3 separate regions of the Homo sapiens genome follow, and regions 2 and 3 are each linked to region 1. The links are chromatin loops, found by intact Hi-C in ENCODE. Cell type or tissue: K562. All regions are shown on one strand. Each heading gives the region's core, and the rest is flanking DNA. Links, peaks and the distances in the headings are about the cores only.

What was found. Hi-C counts contacts between places; a loop is a spot of excess contacts. Peaks named below come from ENCODE experiments on the same cell type or tissue, not always from the same donor. Only the 100,000 strongest peaks of a DNase experiment are listed, where the experiment ranks them.
Region 2: it touches region 1 in a loop (7-fold over the local background); 1 of 110 quality-filtered maps calls a loop at or near these places.
Region 3: it touches region 1 in a loop (3-fold over the local background); 1 of 110 quality-filtered maps calls a loop at or near these places.

Annotation. Positions count from the first base shown.
Region 1 is chr22:22,590,929-22,598,288 of GRCh38, forward strand. It overlaps IGL and IGLV3-32. Among named protein-coding and RNA genes, the nearest start is that of LL22NC03-63E9.3, 35 kb to the left of the region's middle. RefSeq lists an enhancer at 3,835-4,334. In K562, for the core only: no CTCF peak of the experiment used is centred there; a DNase peak (open chromatin) is centred at 3,293; H3K27me3 peaks cover 2,031 bases.
Region 2 is chr22:22,707,609-22,713,189 of GRCh38, forward strand. It overlaps LL22NC03-102D1.18 (a long non-coding RNA gene), which reads right to left and starts at 3,986. Exons shown (of 3, transcript XR_001755442.1): 1 at 3,858-3,986. It also overlaps IGL and IGLV3-21. In K562, for the core only: no CTCF peak of the experiment used is centred there; DNase peaks (open chromatin) are centred at 2,253, 2,703, 3,283, 4,775 and 1 weaker place; H3K27me3 peaks cover 782 bases.
Region 3 is chr22:22,716,922-22,724,281 of GRCh38, forward strand. It overlaps IGL and IGLV3-19. Among named protein-coding and RNA genes, the nearest start is that of LL22NC03-102D1.18, 9.0 kb to the left of the region's middle. In K562, for the core only: no CTCF peak of the experiment used is centred there; DNase peaks (open chromatin) are centred at 3,380, 3,620, 4,290, 5,260 and 2 weaker places; H3K27me3 peaks cover 1,060 bases.

The DNA.
Region 1 (7,360 bases), core at 1,642-5,641:
ATCAGGTAAATCGGAGGTAAACCCTATCCTGAGTTTTACCACTGAAAATGGGTACAATTTGAACTAGGAGTGTTTTCAGACTTTTTCTTTCCATATTGACTTCTTAATAACCGCGATTTAATTTTTTTTAACCCCAGCCTAGTTTAGCTACATAGCTTCCAAATGTCATGCTACTGTGAAACTGAGCAATTAGTTACTTTTATCAGAGCATTTTAAATTTGAACAGGTTCCTTGGTCTTTCTATGTGTAATTAGTCAAAGCTTAGGTATGGAGTAGAGGATCTTTACCAAATGCTTTTCTAGACTCTGTTTTCATTGGACTTATAGCAGCTGTTTCACCTGGGCCATGCAGGAATAGGAGAGTTGTTGCTCCTTGACATAGCATCTGTAACATGCCTATCCTTTCTGCCACTATAAAAATAGCTGTGCTTTCTCTCCACTCGTCTCTCCTGCTGTTTCCCTGTTTTTCCTATTAAATATGCAGTGTTTGCAATCCATCTTGCATTCTGAGAAGATGAGGATTTTTTTTCATAAAGAATGACCTAAAATAGCTCTAAAGATCATCAGAAGTCACAACTACATACTTACTGGAGTGCAATACCAAATGTGGCCTCTGATTACAGTAACCTGGAGCTTGCAGTTTAAGCAATTCAGTCCCTGTCACTTGTGGACAGATTCGTATGTCTGTGGATGAGAAGATGAGCAACGGTCACTCCTGTGCTCATGCACAGATCCCTCCCTGCCCCTGTCCTCAAATTCAGACTGAAGTGCATGGCCCTGGAGCATTACATGAGTGATGGTTTAAGAGCACGTTGGTGATACACACAATATTAATGGTATCTTAATTTGCTTGTTAAGCATAATTTGAAAACATCTGGACAAATTTGGACACAATTTGAAGGGCATATTTGATAATAGCTTGTGACAAATGATTCCGTTCTGGGAGAGATGCTATTTTTGGTTCTCTAAATCGCCATGAAATGAAAATCTCAGATTATAAAGAAATAGACTCAAATCCCAAGTGTCTTTTGCTTTTCATTCCCCATCAACTGTGTTGCCCAAGCACCATGTGGACACTGCTTACAGGGTAGGCAGCCACCAGCTGAAGGCAGGTTCTTTAGTTGTCTGAGCTGTCCTGGAGCTGGGAACAGCAGCGTGTGTTCTGTGCCTGTTGGTCCCTATGTAGCACACACCCACTGCATATTCTCGCTGACTCACCAGGAGGGCTTGCAGCAGCCCTGGCCTATTTTCTTCTGAAGCACCTGCCAATGGTGCATTCTCCCCTGGTCATAATGCACCAGGAGATAAACATGGCATTTGACACACAGGTGCTAACTGGATCTAGGACTTCTAAGCTTAAGTAGACTCAGAGTGGGCAATCTAAAAAAAAAAAAAAAAATAGGTTCTCAATCGGTAGCCCAGGCTGGAGTGCAGTGGCTCCATCTCCTACCTCAGCCTCCTGAGTTGCTGGGACAACAGGTGTGTGCCACCATGCCCAGCCAACAGAGAGGGCAATATGGACTTGAAATGGACAATTTCCATTACTTGAAAGTTTTTGAGAAAGAACTGAGGTTTGTTTAAGAGGAAATCAGCCAGAGACTCAAAGTTAAATCTATCAGGCCCAAAGTCTCTTTGGGGAAAGGAGACTCTTGGACGTGCACGCAGCAGCAAGTGGTATGGGATCCCTTCTCTGTGGGGACCTTGGCCCAACTGCCAATCTTTTCAACTGACCCATTTGCGTTTTCCATAAGTGCTCGCCAGCCAGCAGCTGTGACTGCCCCTCAGTCTCAGGAAGGGAGAAAGAAGGAAACAGGAGCAAAGCCTCTTTCAATCTTAGCAAATAAAGTGGGAGCTTTGACTTTTTTGAACACCCAGATGACAGGAAAGAGGAGGAAAATTTTCCTAAAGCTGTTATTTTTTAATGCCTCAGGAAGAATCACACCCGGAGTCTCATCCACACTTTATTTGGAGGTATTTGGGTCTCAGAGTTTGTGCTGAGTTAGTTAATGATTTGGGCTACTGGGATGGGGTGAATGTGTTTTACAAGTGAGAAAGAAATAAGCTTTGGAGTCCACAGGGTGGAGGCTTATTGGCTAAATTGTGTCCCTCAAGATTCATGCAATGAAGCCTTAATCACAGTGTGTGACTAAATTTGGAGACAGGGTCTTTATGGAGGTGATTAAGTGAAAATGAGGTCATGAGGGTGGGTTCTTATCCAGTCTGACTGGTGTTCTCCTTAGAAGAGAAAATTTGCACACACAGAAATCAGACACCAGAGATGAGCAGGCGGAGGAAAGACCATGTGAGGTCACAGCAAGGAGGTAACGACCTGCAAGCCAAGGAGAGAGGCCTCAGGGAAAATCAGTCCTACCAACACTTTCACCCTGGACTTTCCAGCTTCAGCACTGAGAAAATAAGTTTTGCTGTTGAGGCCACTAGTTCTTTGGTATCTTGTGATGGCAGCACTGGCAAATGAAAACAAGAGGGACCCCAAAGACCTTGGGTAGGGGGAACAGATGGAGCAGGGTGCAGGAGGCAGGGCAGGGAGGGGCTGGAAGGTCATGCTCTGAGGTTCGTTTCCTGGATGGAACTGGGACTCCACTCACTACTGTCTGGGGAACTTGGGGAAAAAACTTCACCTCCCAATATTGATTCCCTAATAAAATCTGGGCCCTGAGCATAGGGCTCCTCATCTTCCTACTCCATATGATGCAAGTTTTCTTGAAGTTATGCTTGTAAAACACTCACCAATGCATCTGGCATATATTAAGGGCTCAAAAGTAGGCCAGGCATGGTGGCTTATGCCTGTAATCCCAATACTTTGGGAGGCCGAGGTGGGGGATCACTGGAGTCCAGGAGTTCCAGACCAGCCAGGCCAACATGGTGAAACTCCATCTCTACTAAAAATACAAAAAAAAAAAAAAAATAGCTAGGCATGGTGGTGCCCTTCTGTAATCTCAGCTATTCAGGAGGCTGAGGCAGGGGAATAGCTTGAGCCTGAGAGGCGGAGGTTGCGGTGAGCCCAGATGGTGCCATTGCACTCCAGCCTAGATGATAGAGTGAGACTCCATCACAAAAAGGAAAAAAAAAAGGTTGTCATTCTGCAGCCCAGATCGTGCCATTGCACTCCAGCCTGGACGATAGAGTGAGACTCCACCACACACACACACAAACGCACACACACACAAAAACTAACCCCCGCCCCGCAAAAATCGAAGGTAGCCATTCTGCTGTATGATCTATTGATACATACAGGATGACATTTGTCCTGTGGGCACCAGGGGGCACTGTGACCCCTGGTTTGGGACACTAATGGCTCCAAGTCCCTGGTAGTACTTGAGTCATTTCCTTTCTGGCCCCTTCTATTGAGTGGAATCCTGAAACCCACCTGACTCTTCTACTCTTGAAAAATTACGCAGAGAATGTCCTCAGACATAGGGTCAGACAAGAACTTCGACATACATTTTAAAGAATGGAGAGCAGATTTACATCCGCTGCTTAACAGGGAACCAACTAACAAAGAATTAAGAATAAAGGAAGTAGAGTTGCATGAAGAGACTCCCCTTTCTATGATAAGAAAGGCCTGAAGGTCCCTTCCCAGCTGTGGACTCAGAGGCAGAGCTCTGGGGCATTTCCATTATGGCCTGGACCCCTCCCCTGCTCGTCCTCACTCTCTGCACAGGTGCTGCCTCCCAGGGCTCAGCCCCCAGTGGGATCAAGATCAGCCTGGCCCTGACCTTCAACTCAACATAGGGAGTGATGCAGGGTGTGGGGTTCTGGGAATGAGGCCCTCATCCTCAGACTCACCTCTCCTGTCCTCTCTTGTGGGCTCCGTTATTTCCTCTGGGCCAACTCAGGTGCCTGCAGTGTCTGTGGCCTTGGGACAAATGGCCAGGATCACCTGCCAGGGAGACAGCATGGAAGGCTCTTATGAACACTGGTACCAGCAGAAGCCAGGCCAGGCCCCCGTGCTGGTCATCTATGATAGCAGTGACCGGCCCTCAAGGATCCCTGAGCGATTCTCTGGCTCCAAATCAGGCAACACAACCACCCTGACCATCACTGGGGCCCAGGCTGAGGATGAGGCTGATTATTACTATCAGTTGATAGACAACCATGCTACTCAACTCACAGTGACACAGGCAGATGGAAAAGTGAGACACAAACCCTTTTTCTGTCTGTGTCACTCACTTCCTCCGGCCCCAGCAGGACTGTGGACACAGCCATGGGCAGGTCTGGCTCAGTTTTCCTGGATCTGAGACCCCAGGGTGCCCTGACCTCCAAGCCCTCCAGGGAGACTCTGAAGAGAGTGGGTTAGGTCAGGAGAGGACTTGGGGCTGGCAGGACCAGACTGTCCTGGTATTGTCCAGAGTGGCTGTGTCTTGGCTTAAGATGACCTGAGTGTAAGGATAGTCAGAGGGAGACAGCCATTGAGTGGTAATGGTCCCTGGATTTCCTTCTGTATGGTGACTGGACCTAAGGCAGTGCTGCTTTTCTGTGGCCCAAATGCCCCAGATCATTCTGAACTTCTCAGGTTTAACTGAGACCCTCAAGCCCCAGCTCCATGACATCCTCATATTCTGAACAGGGAGGGCCACCACAATGGGCAGTGTGGTGTCCATCAAGATTCCCCTTTCAGGGCTCACCCATCCGCCATACACCCAAAGCTGCCGGGAGGCCCTGGCTTCTCACAGCTGCTCCCCACCGGAAAATGCCATTGATTGCAAAGAATGGCCTCCCCCAAAAGTTTGCCCATGTCAGAGCGTGGCTCAGGTGCAATGACTGCTTGATGCCTCAATCCCAAAGTCAGGCCTTAATTTAGGATGGCCTTGAAGTGTGTTGCAGCTGAGCACTCAATTGTAACACATTCCCACTCATGCCTCCCATACTTCTTTCCTGAGAATATATCCCTAAACCTCACTGCATGGAATTCCCCCTCTCAGAGTAGGAGTCTGGGGAATTAAAAGATTTAAAAACAAACCAAAACAGTCCAAAGGGAAGAGTAACAAAGAGGAGAGAGTTGCACAGAGAGAGGACTCTGGAGTCTGCAAATGTTCGTGAGCACCGATGAGCACATATGTGGGAGGAAACAACCTCTGGAAGAGAAAAGAACCATCCAAAGACACTTGAGAGAACACTCCAGAGCGTGTGTGCACGCACACACACACACACTCACACCCCACATAAAGAAAACAACAACACTCATCATCATCAAATTGCTAAAAAACATTTTAGCAATTTTATGCTAAAATGATGATGAAGAAATGTGGTGAAGAAATGTAGCCTTAAAAGTAGCCAGAGAGACGAGGTGGCTCACGCCTGTAATCCAAGCACTTTGGGAGGTCGAGGCAGGTGGATCACCTGAGGTCAGGAGTTTGAGACCAGGCTGGCCAACATGATGAAACCCCGTCTGTACTAAAAATACAAAAAAGTTAGCCGGATGTGGTGGCAAGCGTCTATAATCCCAGCTACTCGGGAGGCTGAGGCAGGGAGAATTGCTTGAACCTGAGAGGTTGCAGTGAGCTGAGATCGCACCACTGCATTCCAGCCTGGGCAACAGAGCAAGACTCAATCTCAAAAAAAAAAAAAAAAAAAAAGTCAGAGGCAAAAGACATGTTAGATACAGGTGAACACAATGACAAGAGCAGAATTTTTATTAGAAGCAATGCAAGCAGGAAGTAGTGGAGCTATATTTATAAAATATGAAAAGAAAAAACTTATAACCCAGAGCAATCTACAGCCTCACTGAAATCCCTACCAAAATACCAATGACATACCTCACAGAAATAGAAGAAAAACCCCACAATTCTACAATTTGTATGGAGCCACAAAAGACCCAGTATAGCCAAAATGACACTGAGCAAAAAACAAAACTGGAGGCATCACATTACCTAATTCAAAATATGCTACAAACGGCCGGGCGCGGTGGCTCACGCCTGTAATCCCAGCACTTTGGGAGGCTGAGGCGGGCGGATCACGAGGTCAGGAGATCGAGACCATCTTGGCTAACACGGTGAAACCCCATCTCTACTAAAAATACAAAAAATTAGTTGGGCGTGGTGGCGGGCTCCTGTGGTCCCAGTTACTCTGGAGGCTGAGGCAGAAGAACGGCGTGAACCCGGGAGGCGGAGCTGGCAGCGAGCCAAGATCGCGCCACTGCACTCCAGCCTGGGTGAGAGAGCAAGACTCCGTCTCGAAGAAAAAATAAATAAATAAAATAATAGGCCATATGTGATGGCTCACACCTGTAATCCCAGCAGTTAGGAGGCCAAGGTGGGAGGATTGCTTGAGCACAGGAGTTTGAGACCACCTTGGGCAATATAATGAAACCCTCATCTCCACAAATTTTTTTTTTTAAATTAGCCAGCCTTGGTGGAGTGAGCCTGTGGTCCCAGTTACTTGGGAGGCTGAAGTGGGAGGATCACTTGAGCCCAGGAGGTGGAGGTTGCAGTGAGTCATGATCTTACCACTGCACTCTAGCCTGGGCAACAGAGAAAGACACTGCTTCAAAAGCAAGCAAACAACCAAAAAATCAAGTAATATCATTGAAAAGGGGGCAAAGGATCAGAATAGACTTTTCTCAAAAGAAGATAAACAGGTGGCCAACAAGCATATGAAAAAATGCTCAACGTCACTAATCATCAGGTGAATGCAAATCAAAGCCACAACGAGACATCATCTTACCCCAGCTGGAAAGGCTATCATTAAAAAGACAAAAAAATAACAAGTGCTGGTGAAGATGCAGACAAAACAGAAGACAAAAACCACGTGATCATCTCAACAGTCACATCAAATGTTTTCATGTAGGGAAACATTACTGTTTGTGATTTTCCAGACTTGCTAGAGCATCATAAAAAGTAAGATTTGTGGTGCCGATATTGGAGGGGGTGTTATTCTGTGCAAAAAACCTGGATATCCCATATCCAACTGTGAAGATACTTACTGATAAATGCTAAAAAATTGCAATATTGTGTGTCCAAATGTTCTGGGGGTCAGGAGTGGGGTCTCACACGGGAAAGGATTCAGTCAAAGAGAAAAATAGAGAGGCTAGAACATAGAGGAAAACATAATATGTCTGGAAATAAGGAGTCCAAACTAATTGGAGCTGAGTGATAACAAAAGAACAATGGCATGAACCATCTATTTCTCTCTGGAAATCTCATTGATATATTGTGCTCTCTCCAGGGCTATGCCCAGCTAGATTATAAAATTGTCTGTTCCTGAAACGTTTCTTGCGTATATGACAGGGCCTAACACTGGAATCAAGCTCAGGTTGATGAGGGCAGGGCAGTTAAGCACCCGACCCTGGTGGCCTGTGAAATACTTGGGGGAGACAGGGGTTTGTTGTCTAAAGCAGAGGA
Region 2 (5,581 bases), core at 1,582-5,581, 120 kb after region 1:
GGGTTCCTGGATGAGGCACACCCCCTACTGCACTGAGATTCCACAGAAGCTGGGGGTGAAGTGCAAATACCGTCTTTGGTTCATCCTTGGGATTTTCTTTTTATCACACACTCGTCATTTTGTCCACAATGTCCAAAGTTTCTAAAGTGCTGTCTAATAGATAGAGGTTCTTTGTGCGCTGAACTAAAAGCTCTTGGGTTGGACAATGGTGATGTTTGCACAACATTTTTACTGTACTTACTGCCGCTTAATTACACACTTAAAAATGATTAAAAGGATGAAACATTTTGTTATGTTTATTTTACCATAATAAAAATATTGCATGCTCAGGAAGCAAAGTAATTTTGCAATTATACAACTGTTAAAAATGGAAGAATTATGTACTGAGCACCATTTTCTCTGTTGTTTATGCTACAATTCAACTTTCTCTCTCTCTCACTCTTTCTCTAATTAGCAATGATCTTCTGTCTGGTCCAAGGTCACACATTTCCAGTCTTCCAGAAATGTCTGTTGAATCTGTTAATTTGTTGCCAGGAAGAATACTCAAACTTCTCATGCTCATATTTGAGTGTTAGCTGTCTCCAGCCAGCATTTCTAAGCCAGACCCTTTGTCAAGGCTTTTGAATAATTTTGTGAAAAGTACCCCCAAAGATGACAGTGTTCACTGTTGGCAGCAGGACTGTTTCCATGCAGTAGGGCTATGCTGGGTGTGCAGTGGAGCTGTGCACACTGTGCTCACGGGGCAGATTCTGTGCTGCTGACTCTGATCCCTGTGCTTGGGAGGACCGTGTCCACTGCTGAGTCTACATCTGAATTTGATTCTCAAGAAAAAGGTCATTCATAGCTATTGGACACTGAGTCACATAGAGGGACAGAAGGTGGCTGAGGACACCTTATCTCTGATGAGCATAAGGGGATTAGATCTGCTGGTGGAACAGGAAGCTGAAGAAACCTGTGGCTCTAAACATGGAATTTCCAGCCCTGAGTCTCTGCTGTCCGTGCCCCTCTCATCTGTATGTTCCTGGGAGATGTGGACCACGGGGGTTAGAGGTGAAGGGGATTGGGAAGCTTTCATGTTCTCTCTCACCATCTCCCTTGCTTATCTAACACACTCTTACACACCTACTTTATTGGAGCTTCTGCTCTACAAACATGGCTGAGCTCTAAATTAGAGACTTTTGAAAGTGCAGACGGATGCAGGAACTCGTCCATCTGGAGACTTTCCACCACTTGAAGCAGTGAACACGTCTGTGCAAGGCTCAGAATTTCAAGTGACAGGATGTTGGGATTTCAAAGAAAACTAAATCTTTGGATGAACCACGACAGAAGAGGGAAGGTTCACACATTTCCCTGCTGCTTGGGCCTCAGTGAGGACTGACTCAGCCAGTCTCAGGCTCCTGGAGACCGCCTGGGAGATCTGCACTAGGAAACCATTTTCAGCACAGCCTGGGGCTGGTAAGGGGCCCTTACTCTGTTATTCTGCTGCCTGATAATTTTGCATCCAGAGAAGAATTAGGACCTGTGAGTCCAGGAATTTCAAAGCCCATAGACAAGGTCCCCTCATTCTGCCGTGACAGCCTCAGCTCTGCTTTCCCAAAAAAAGAGCATCTTCCCAGCATGAAGAACCAGGAGCAAAGAGGGAGCTTCTCCCAGGGGTGAGCAGGGCAGAAGCCACCTTGGTCAGTGGGAAGGAAACATGCTCAGCTCACATCTGACCCAGAATGACTCAGTCACACCTGTGCAGGGTCACCTGTGTGTGAGCATCATCTATTTGCTCCATGAGAAAATACCTTGTGTGGCTCTTGGGTAAAATCATACCATAGGTGACATTTCTCTGCCTATTGCTTCAGCCGATGCTTTTCGTGATTCCCTTTAGGACACTGGCATAAGGTAAGCATGTCAGGTGTGGGACGTATTGAACAGGAAAAGCAGAGGCTTCTCATATCAATGCTCGTGGCTTGTATTTGGGCCCATACCTCATGGAAATGGGAAAAACAGAAAAGAAAATGATACTCTGCTCAAAAAAGCACTGAGAAATGCTATAGTATTAATATATCGACAACTCATTTATTGAGCTAATGAAATATTAACATAGATAGATCATTTTTATAGGGGGATCCCTAATCCTTAAACATTATATTAAAAATTTGTCAGCTTAAAGGATCATTAAAAGGCCTATGTTTGATTGAAACCTGGAGTACTGTACTTTGAGTCTTCTAATCAGCCAATGAGTGCAGGGAGCTGGCTGCCCTCCCAGGTCCTGACTGGCTCCATGTCCAGGTAGAGCAGCGCTCCCCACAGGCAGCTGGAGGAACTGACGAGGGGAAGCTGTTGGCATCAGGGCCTCAAAAATTTGACTCAGGATTTTCCCACGTCCCCTCCCCAAGTCCAGGCGGGTTCCAGGACACTCAGAAGAGCTCATCATTATGGGTCTAGGACTTCCCTGGTCCTGCTCTTCTTTCTTCCTTCCCCAGTGGCCTTAAGATTGTCACTCCCTGTCACAGGCCCTTCCTTTCCTTGTCAAGTGCACTCCCTGAATTCTCTGCTCCTGGGTCAGGAAAGCTCTGGAACTTCAGGGAAAGCAGTGCTGGGTGACCCAATGGGGACCCAGAAAGCTGGCCCAGGGCCAGATACACAGGCAGCAGGGTGGGTCCCTACAGTGCTGCCTGGTGGGCATCAGGTAGAGGGGAGTGACCAGGACCAACTCCCCTGAGTGTCTTCAGGGCCAGGTGAACTAGGGAGGGTCTGGGACCTGGTGTGGACCCATGCACTGACCCAGGAATAGGACAGGAAACTCCTCAGAGCAAGGACTGTGTTTTCCTCATGCTGAGCTCCTGAAAAGCAGTCTTGCCAGGATAGAGTGGGCCAGGGTGGATATATGTTGGGTGAATGAGCTTCTGTCTCTGTTTTATTGCAGGAGTCACTACGAAGGTACGCTGGCCCTGTATTTGTATCCAGAACCAGTCAAAGCCACCTGTGAGTCCTGCATCCCTCAGTACCAAGCCCCAGTCCCCCTTCAGGACCACCCACCACACAGAGAGACAGACGTGCAGGGAGCCTGAGGAAGAACCTGAAACCTCCTCTACTACATGGAGTGTTTGTATTTCCATCAGGAATCTTGAGCACCTTGTGCCGGGTCTTGAGGCAGGAAGGGGCCACACAGAGAAGAGGAGTTTCTTCCCTGAGGTCAGCAGTCCATGAACGAAGGGATCAGGGACTTGAGCAGCAGATTCTGAAGCAACACCTGGACCCAGGAGGCCCCTGAGCCTCCAGCAGCCCGCGTAGAGTGGCCACCAGGGGGCAGCAGAGAGTAACCTGGCAGAAGCACCTGGAGATGGGGTGGGCCTGGGCATCAGGGAGATGCCCACATGCAGGGAGGGTCGGTGACCATGACCTGAGATCTGGAGGGAAAGAGGTTCTTCTTTTCTTAGAGTATTTGTCCTTGACACCGATGTTTACATTCTTCTGGCTTCCTGGTTCTCAGATCTGACTCTTGGAGATGATCCTTATTTTTCTGACACACATTCAGGCACTTTGCCTCTTCCCATCGACCTGGCCCCCATCTCACTGTCACACATGCCATCCCATCCTGTAGTCAGACGTGTCCCACCTCCCTGCCTTTGCTCTGGGAGCCCCTGTCCTGCAGACACAGCCACTTCTCCTTCCCTGGCCACCCCTCAACGTCCACTGTCCCCGGTCTTTCCTGACTCTGTTCTGGGGAACCTGCCAATTCGTAGTTCTTGATTTCCTTATGAGACACACAATACTTACTCATTAATCTTTTGTTGACTTAAGTTTTTATCCATTGTTACATTTTCCCAGCAACAGAAGACAACTTAGTTATAATAAACACTTACTTCCTGGGTCTTGGAGTTTGCAGCCCCCTCTCATTTTCTCATGAAGCAAACATTTCCTTCACCTCCTGATCTGTCCCTGGTCCTGACAGCACCCTGGTGATACTGAGGCACAGCACCCATGACCTGACACTAGAACTCGCAGCCAAGGTAGAAACTTACCGCATCCCATGGATCTTCCAAAATTCTATGTGCCCTTGGCAACCAAGAATTGCATTCTCCTCTAGCACAGAGGAGCTGTGCCCTGGAATGGGGCCTGTACCTGTCCAAGGCTTGTGCCGTCCCCTGTGGGAGATGAGAAGCGTCCCTGCATTGGGCTCTTGGGGACCCGTCTTGGACATGAGTGAGAATGAAGAGGGTCCCTGCATTGGGCTCTGGCATGTGACTTTAAATGGATTTAGGCCTGTACCAGACATCTCATGTCTGACATAAAATATTTACAATCAGGACATTACTAGAGAAGCAGAAAAAAGCTAACCACCTCCCTTCTGAGCCAGGATGGAATGAAGGAGGGGACTGTGGACCCCAGATAATTCCCCTGTCACCACTGTGACTCTAACAACCTCTTAAATCACGGCCAACATCTATCCCATAGGAAGGTCTTTATATCCCCTAGAAAATACAGAGGAAGTCAGCTCTGAGCTTTTCCACGACCAACCCAGCCAAGGAGCAAGGCTGGGCACAACCTGGGTAAAGATGTGAGCCCAGACCATGGGACCAGTGGGTGAAGGAAAATCGCATGGGCTGAGGGGGTGGGTAAGCAGGGGCCAGCCCTCCTCTCTCTGTTTCCTTTGGGGCTGAGTCCTTCTCTGGAAACCACAGATCTCCTCCAGCAGCAGCCTCTGACTCTGCTGATTTGCATCATGGGCCGCTCTCTCCAGCAAGGGGATAAGAGAGGCCTGGGAGGAACCTGCTCAGTCTGGGCCTAAGGAAGCAGCACTGGTGGTGCCTCAGCCATGGCCTGGACCGTTCTCCTCCTCGGCCTCCTCTCTCACTGCACAGGTGATCCCCCCAGGGTCTCACCAACCTGCCCAGCCCAAGGGTTCTGGGTCCAGCGTGTCCTTGATTCTGAGCTCAGGAGGGCCCTTCCTGTGGTGGGCAGGATGCTCATGACCCTGCTGCAGGGTGGGAGGCTGGTGGGGCTGAACTCCCCCCAAACTGTGCTCAAAGGCTTGTGAGAGCCTGAGGGACTGCACCTGCCAGGAGAGAGTAGTGAGTTTTCAGTTCAAAGTCTCCATACAACAGGAAAGTCATGGGCCACTGGGGCTGGGGCTGATTGCAGGGGATACCCTGAGGGTTCACAGACTCTCTGGAGCTTGTCTGGGACAGCAGGGCAAGGGATTTCATAAGAAGCATCTTTCACCTGCAAGCCAACCTCTCTCTTATTTATTTATTTATTTATTTATTTATTTATTTATTTATTTTTATCTTTGCAGGCTCTGTGACCTCCTATGTGCTGACTCAGCCACCCTCGGTGTCAGTGGCCCCAGGACAGACGGCCAGGATTACCTGTGGGGGAAACAACATTGGAAGTAAAAGTGTGCACTGGTACCAGCAGAAGCCAGGCCAGGCCCCTGTGCTGGTCGTCTATGATGATAGCGACCGGCCCTCAGGGATCCCTGAGCGATTCTCTGGCTCCAACTCTGGGAACACGGCCACCCTGACCATCAGCAGGGTCGAAGCCGGGGATGAGGCCGACTATTACTGTCAGGTGTGGGATAGTAGTA
Region 3 (7,360 bases), core at 1,776-5,775, 130 kb after region 1:
TCTGGAATTGAGAGCAGCTTAGTTTTGTGGTTCTGGTTCTGGGTTGGTCATGAAGTTGCAGCCAAGCTGTCAGGCCAGGCTGCATTCAGAGGCCAGAGCAGGTGGCCAGGCCCAGCCTGAGGGGCTTCCACTGTCCCTAACCTGTTTGTCTGATGTGGAAAATCTCAGAGGAAAAGGAGAGAGTGAAGTGTAAGGCACCTGTCCCAGTCCCCCTTGTCAAAGGCCATCCCATACCTGCACCATTTCTTATTCTTTCCTGGGGCGTCATAGGCATAGAGCACTGCCCATTCATTCTAACGCTGTAGAGTATTCTGTAGTAGGATTTTAGCCATGCAGCCTCTAATGGTTATCACCATGATTTTGATCTTACAAATCACACTGCAGCAAGCATCCCTGTGCAGACTCCTTTGAGTTCATGTGTGCATATCACCATAGGATAAATTTCCAGAAGTGGAATTGCTGGGTCAAAAGGATGTGCATTTTTAACTTTTATCCATTGTTTTCATATTCCCCTCCAGTTCTACCAGTTTACAATACCAGCCCTAAATATTGATTGGAATTCATTGGTGAAAGTGCAAGTTTGTGCCAACCTATCAGATATACAAAGTTATCTTGTTACACATTTATTTTTGATTTCTCCTATTTTGCTTGAGGTTGAGCATTTACTCAAATATTTCAGTGCTCATTATGTTTTAGGATTTGGTAAACCGTTTCTTCAATGCCTCGGTAAGAGGTATTTTAGTCTTTGCCATGCACAAGACAACGTTGGGATAATATGTATGTTCTGATACACCATCTACAACGTAATCATTAAAACATATAAAAACCACTATCAGTTCTGGGGCCATTAAAAAAATTGGTGGCAGGCCAGGGATGTCCCACAGGATGTGGTTTAACGGTCTCTGGTTTCTAGGGTTATTTGAAGTTTGAACATTGCACCCGCATATGTTCTATGTGGAGATCTCTTTGTGAGGGACACTGTAATTCACCTCCTCTAGGGGCCTGAGGTCTTTCTTTGGATAAGAACCTACCTGTACCATGTGTTTGATTGGATCTTGTGTCTGCTCAAGACAGCCCTGTGTCACAAGCTCATGACTTTCATCTTCATCCATTTGCTCTGTTTTGTGAGAGCTTCAGTATATCAGGAATAGAGATTCCTCCGAGGTGAAAAATTAGAGGCAGAGGGAGGGGCAAATGGGCAAGGAAGCTTGCACCAAGTCGGGAGTGATCCAGTGTAGGCTGAGAGAAAAAAGGTCTTAAAATCAGCCTTGTAGCTGAAACCAAAAACACACAAGATGGTTGGTGTTCTGAGCATCATTAACAAATGATAAATGAAGTTGAACTTTTAAATGTATTGCAAATTTTTATAAAGCAAGTAGATCGTTAAACTCAGAATGCAACAATGGAATAAAGAAGAGAGTTTGAGATGTTTTTAAAATTTATTTATTTATTTATTTATTTTTGAGATGGAGTCTCACTCTGTTGCCAGGCTGGAGTGCAGTGGCACAATCGCGGCTCACTGCAACATCCACCTCCCGGGTTCAAGAAATTCTCCTGCCTCAGCCTCCCAAGTAGCTGGGATTACAAGCTCTCGCCATCATGCCAGGCTAATTTTTGTATTTTTTGTAGAGACATGGTTTCACAATGTTGACCAGGATGGTGTCAATCTCCTGACCTCATGATCCACCCGTCTCGGCCTCCCAAAGTGCTGGGATTACAGGCATGAACTACCGTGCCTGGCTGAGTTTGAGATTTTAACTGTAAGTCCTCCAACTAAGTTGCCATGACAAGAACAGGGATGATGAGAGTGGAAATATGTTATCCTGCAAATTATCGTTTTATGTAAAAGAATATTTTCCCTCTTTTAGGTAAAGGAAGCATCTTCTGGAGCACCTTCTCTCTGACTATCAAAGCACCATTAAGCCACAAATAAACTGTAACATGAAGTAGGAAACAACTGCCCTTTTATATAACCATTGAGAGGTGGCTTTATATGCATACCAAAATGTTGATGCTCAATGCTAAAATTGGATTTAGTAATTTAATATGCCTACAAGAAATTAATTTTCTTTGGATTATATTATTTCTGTGTACGATTTATCTTAGTTAACTTGGAAATATTCTGCTCTAAAAACAACTCTTGTTTTTTGGGTTATATTTTCTGTATCAACTATAGCTCTTTTCCAAATGCTGTCAGAGATAGCCCATGGCTACTGATCACAAAATTCAATTTTATGGCATTTAAATTATTCTATACTCTAAATTATTTTAAAAGTGCACAGATGTGAATTTTTCACATCTGACTCAAAAATGTTGCTGATGTTGACTCACTTTTTTATTTCAATCTTATTGAAGTAGGAGTTTACTTTTCTGGAACCTGGATGATAACAGGAGACTGGAGAGGAAACCCCCCAAATTGTTTTCCTTTAAACCCTCAGGATGAATCATCCTGGATAATCACCCACACTTGATTTGGGTGATATCTAAATGAGAGTTGGGTCTTAGAGTAGGTGCTGAGTTAGTTTAGGACTTGCGCTGTTGGAATGAGTTGAATGTTTTTACAAGTGAGAAAGACATGAGTTTTTTGGAGTCCAGAGGGTGGGGGGTTATTGGCTGAATTAAGTCCCCCAAAATGTATGCATTGAAGCTGTAACACACAATATGTGACTGAAATTGTGCATAGGGTCTTTAAAGAGGTGACTAAGTGAAAATGAAAAAATTAGGGTGGATTCTTCTCAAATTGGACTGATGTCCTCCTAGGAAGAAGAAATTTGCACACACAGAAATGAGGCACCAGAGGTGAGCGTGCAGAGAAAAGACCAGGTGAGGATTCAGCAAGGAGGTAGCAACCTGCAAGCCAAGGAGAGAGTCCTCAGGGGAAACCAAACCCACTACCACCTTTATCTTGGGTTTTCCAGCTTCAGAACTGTGAGAAAATATGTTTCTGCCATTTCGGTCACTAATTCTTTCCTATCTTCTTGTGGGAGCTCTAGCAAAAACAAGAGGGACCCCAAAGACCTTGGATGAGGGAGAAGGAGGAGATGGAGCAGGGTGCAGGAGGCGGTGCAGGAAGGGGCTGGAAGGTCGGGCTCTGAGGTGCATCTCCTGGGTGGAATCTTGACTCCACTCCCTATTGTCTGGAGGACTTGGGAAAAACATTTAACCTCCTAATATTCACTCACTAATAAAGATGGGCTTGAAGCACAAGGCTCCCCATCATCCTATTCTATATTACAAAAGTCTTCTTGAGGTAACACTTGTAAAACTCTCGCTAATGCATCTGGCATGTATTATGGACTCATAAGTAGCCCTTCTGAGTGATCTAGTGATGTGCAGAAAATGGCATTCATGCTGTGTGCACCAGGGGGCACTGTGAGGTTTAGTCTGAGGCCCCTAATGAGTCCAAGCCCCTAGTAATGCTCAAGGGCGAAGAGCCTGACTGTTGCTTCCTATGAGGCCCCTTCTAGTGGGTAAATCTGAAAATGCACTTGGCCCTTCTTCTGATCTTGAGAAATTACTCAGAGAAGGCCATCAGGCTCAGGGCTCAGACAAGAACCAGGACAAATGTTTTAGGGAATGGAGAACAGATTTGCATCCACTGCTCACCAGAGCCACCTAACGACGACACAAGAATAAAGGAAGTAGATTTGCATGAAGAGACTTCCCTTCCTATGATAAGAGAGGCCTGGAGGTTCCTCCTTAGCTGTGGGCTCAGAAGCAGAGTTCTGGGGTGTCTCCACCATGGCCTGGACCCCTCTCTGGCTCACTCTCCTCACTCTTTGCATAGGTGCTGCCTCCCAGGGCTCAACCCCATATTATCATGCTAGCTGTGCCAACCTGGCCCTGAGCTTCGGCTCAACACAGGGAGTAGTGTAGGGTGTGGGACTCTAGGCGTGAAACCCTTATCCTCACCTCTTCTGTCCTCTTTTGCAGGTTCTGTGGTTTCTTCTGAGCTGACTCAGGACCCTGCTGTGTCTGTGGCCTTGGGACAGACAGTCAGGATCACATGCCAAGGAGACAGCCTCAGAAGCTATTATGCAAGCTGGTACCAGCAGAAGCCAGGACAGGCCCCTGTACTTGTCATCTATGGTAAAAACAACCGGCCCTCAGGGATCCCAGACCGATTCTCTGGCTCCAGCTCAGGAAACACAGCTTCCTTGACCATCACTGGGGCTCAGGCGGAAGATGAGGCTGACTATTACTGTAACTCCCGGGACAGCAGTGGTAACCATCTCACATTGACACAGACAGATGGGGAAGTGAGACAGAAACCCCTTCACTATCTGTGTCATCCTCTCTCTCCAGCCCCAGCAGGACTGTGAACAAAGCCATAAACAGGGCTGGCCCAGTTCACCTGCATCTGAGACCTCCAGGCTGCCTTTCCCTCCATTCCTCCAGGTAGGCTCTGCAGAAGGTGGGTCAGGATGATGTGAGGCTTGAAGGACCAGGCTGTTCTGCTGTTGTTTAGACTGAGTGTGCCTTGCCTCAAGATGACCTGAATGGAAGGACCACAAGAAGGAGATGGGCAGCTGTTGAGTGGTCATGATCCCTGGAGTTCCTCTTGTGTGGTGACTGGATCTAACACAATGCCTGTACTTTGTGGCCCAAATGCCCTGGATTATTGGTCTGAACTCCCCATGTTTAACTGAGACCCTCAAGCCCCAGCTCCATGCATCCTGATGTTCTGAACAGGAAAGTCTTTTCTAGTGAGCACTGTGGCATCCCTTGGCATCCCAGCTTCACACAGCAATTCCCCACCAAAAAATGCCTTTGAGTGCAAAGAACGGCTTCATGCAAAGATGTGCCTCCTTCAGAATGTAGTTCAGGAGCAATAACTACCTGATGCCTTAATCCCAAAGCCATATTTTAATTTAGAATGACCTTGAAATGCCTTCTAGCTGAGCAGTCAGTTGTAACACATTCCCAGTCACGCCTCCCACACTTCTTTCCTGACAGTATGTCATGAAACCCTACTGCATGGAATCCTGCCTCTTAGAGTAGGATTCCAGGGATCTCAAAAATTGTTTAGAAATGAACAAAAACAGTCTAGTTGGAAGAGTATCAAAGAGGAGGCAGTTGCACATGCAGAGAACTCTGAGGTCTGCAAATATACATGAACTGATGAGCACTTGTGTGTAAAGAAACACCTCCGAAAGAGAAAAGAACCACGCAAAGACTCTTGAGGGAACACCTCACAGAGCTCACTCCCACACACACCCACCCACGCACTCACAGACACTCACACACTACAGTCACAGAGGAAAGGCCTGACTTACAGGGCATGAGGTTGACTCATCAGAAGAGCTTTGCCTCAGTACTGGGGAAAAAGTCACCCTAGACAAAATGCTGCTCAGGTCTCAACTATGAAAGTGTAAAAGCAAACAGAAAACTCAAACTGTTTTTCTGAACAGTAAAGTAACTTTACTGAATTCAACAATAAAAGACAGAAATAGAGAATGAACTGCAAAAGAATTCTCAACCCAGCAGGAAAAATGCACAATGCCTTCATCCTGTCAATATTTCCTGCAAGGTAACCAGAAAATATATGCTATATCAAACAGAGAAGTGAATCAATCCCAAATGGCAATAAAATTGCACACATGATAGACCTTGTAGGCAAGGATATGAAAGAAATTCTTATAACTCTATTCTATTCTACTTGTTCTTGAGGATATAAGATTGAAAAATCATATTAAGTGGATACATAAAACATATAAAGACAGACGCAAGTTATACTCTTATAAATGATCCATAATATGTCTGCAATAAAAAATACACTGAATGAGACTGATTGCAGATTGGATTCTGTGAAAGAATAGATGAGTGAACTTGAAGATATGGCAATGGCAGCTATTCAAGACGAAGCACAAAAGCGTAAACAGAGTATCAGTGAGTTTTAGGACATCTTCAACTGCCTAAATTGGTATAATGAAAGTCATTAAAGGAGGTAAGATTGGACAGGGAAGAGAAAAGGCAGAAAAACAATTTAAAGGAACAATGACCAAAATTTCCCAAATTTTGTGAAAACTAGAAACCTCCTATTCCAAAAAGTTTAACATGTCCCAAAGACACACACACACACACACACACACACAGAGAGAGAGAGAGAGAGATAGAGAGAGAGAGAGAAAGAGAGAAAGGGAGAGAGAGAGATACAGGTGAACAACAAAATGACAAGAACAAATTTGGTTTTTAAAAATTTTTTTAATTTTAGTGGCTTCATAGTAGGCATATATTTTTATTGGGTACACGAGATGTTTCAAAACAGGCATGCAATGTGAAATAGCCACATTATGGAAAATTCGGTATTCATTCACTCAAGCACTTATCCTTTGTAGTATAAACTATTCAATTACACTCTTTTAGCTTTATAAAATGTACAGTTAAGTTGTTATTGACTATAGTCATCCTGTTGTGCTGTCAAATAGTAGGCCTTATTGATTATTTCTAACTAGTTTTTTCTTACCCAGTAACCATCCCCAGGTAATAGTTGATTTCTTATTAGAAGTAATGCAAGCCTAAATCAGTGGAGTTACATTTAGAAAATATTAAATGAAGAAACTTACTACCCAAAGCAATCTACAAACTCAATGCAATTCCTATCAAAATACCAATGATATTATTCACAGAAATAAAAAATCCTCTAAAATTGGTATAAAACCCTAAAAGACGCTGAATAGCCAAAGCAATACTGAGCAAAAAGAACACAGCTGAAGATATCACACTACTAGAATTAAAATATGCTACAAACTATAGTAACCAAAACAGGAAGTTATTGGCATGCAATCAGACACTGAGACCAATATAACAAAATAGAAAACCCGTAAATAAATCCATATATCTATATATAGCTGACTTTCAACAAAGATGTCAAGAATGTACACTGAGAAAATGGCACAATTTTCAATAAGTGGTGCTGAGAAAACTGGATACCCATCTACAGAACAATGAAACTAGACACTTATCCTCTCCACAAAAAAATATCAACTAAAAATGGATTAAAGGCCCAAATATAACACCCCAAACTATAAAACTACTAGAAGGGAACTTAACATAGGGGAAGAACAAATTCTTTAGGACATTGTTCTAGATAAAAAATTATATGGCCAAGACTTCAAAAGCACAGGCAACAACAAATAATAGAGATATGGGACATCATTAAACTACAAAGTTCCTGAAAAGCAAAGGAAACAATCAACAGAGTAAAGACAACATGTAGAATGAGAGAAAATATTTGCAAACTGTTCACTTGACAAGGGCCTAACATTCAGTGTATGAAAATTTTAAAAAAACTGAAATAACTCATTAGCATAAAAAAACTAATAATATCATTAAAAATGGGCCAAGAATTTGAAGAGAC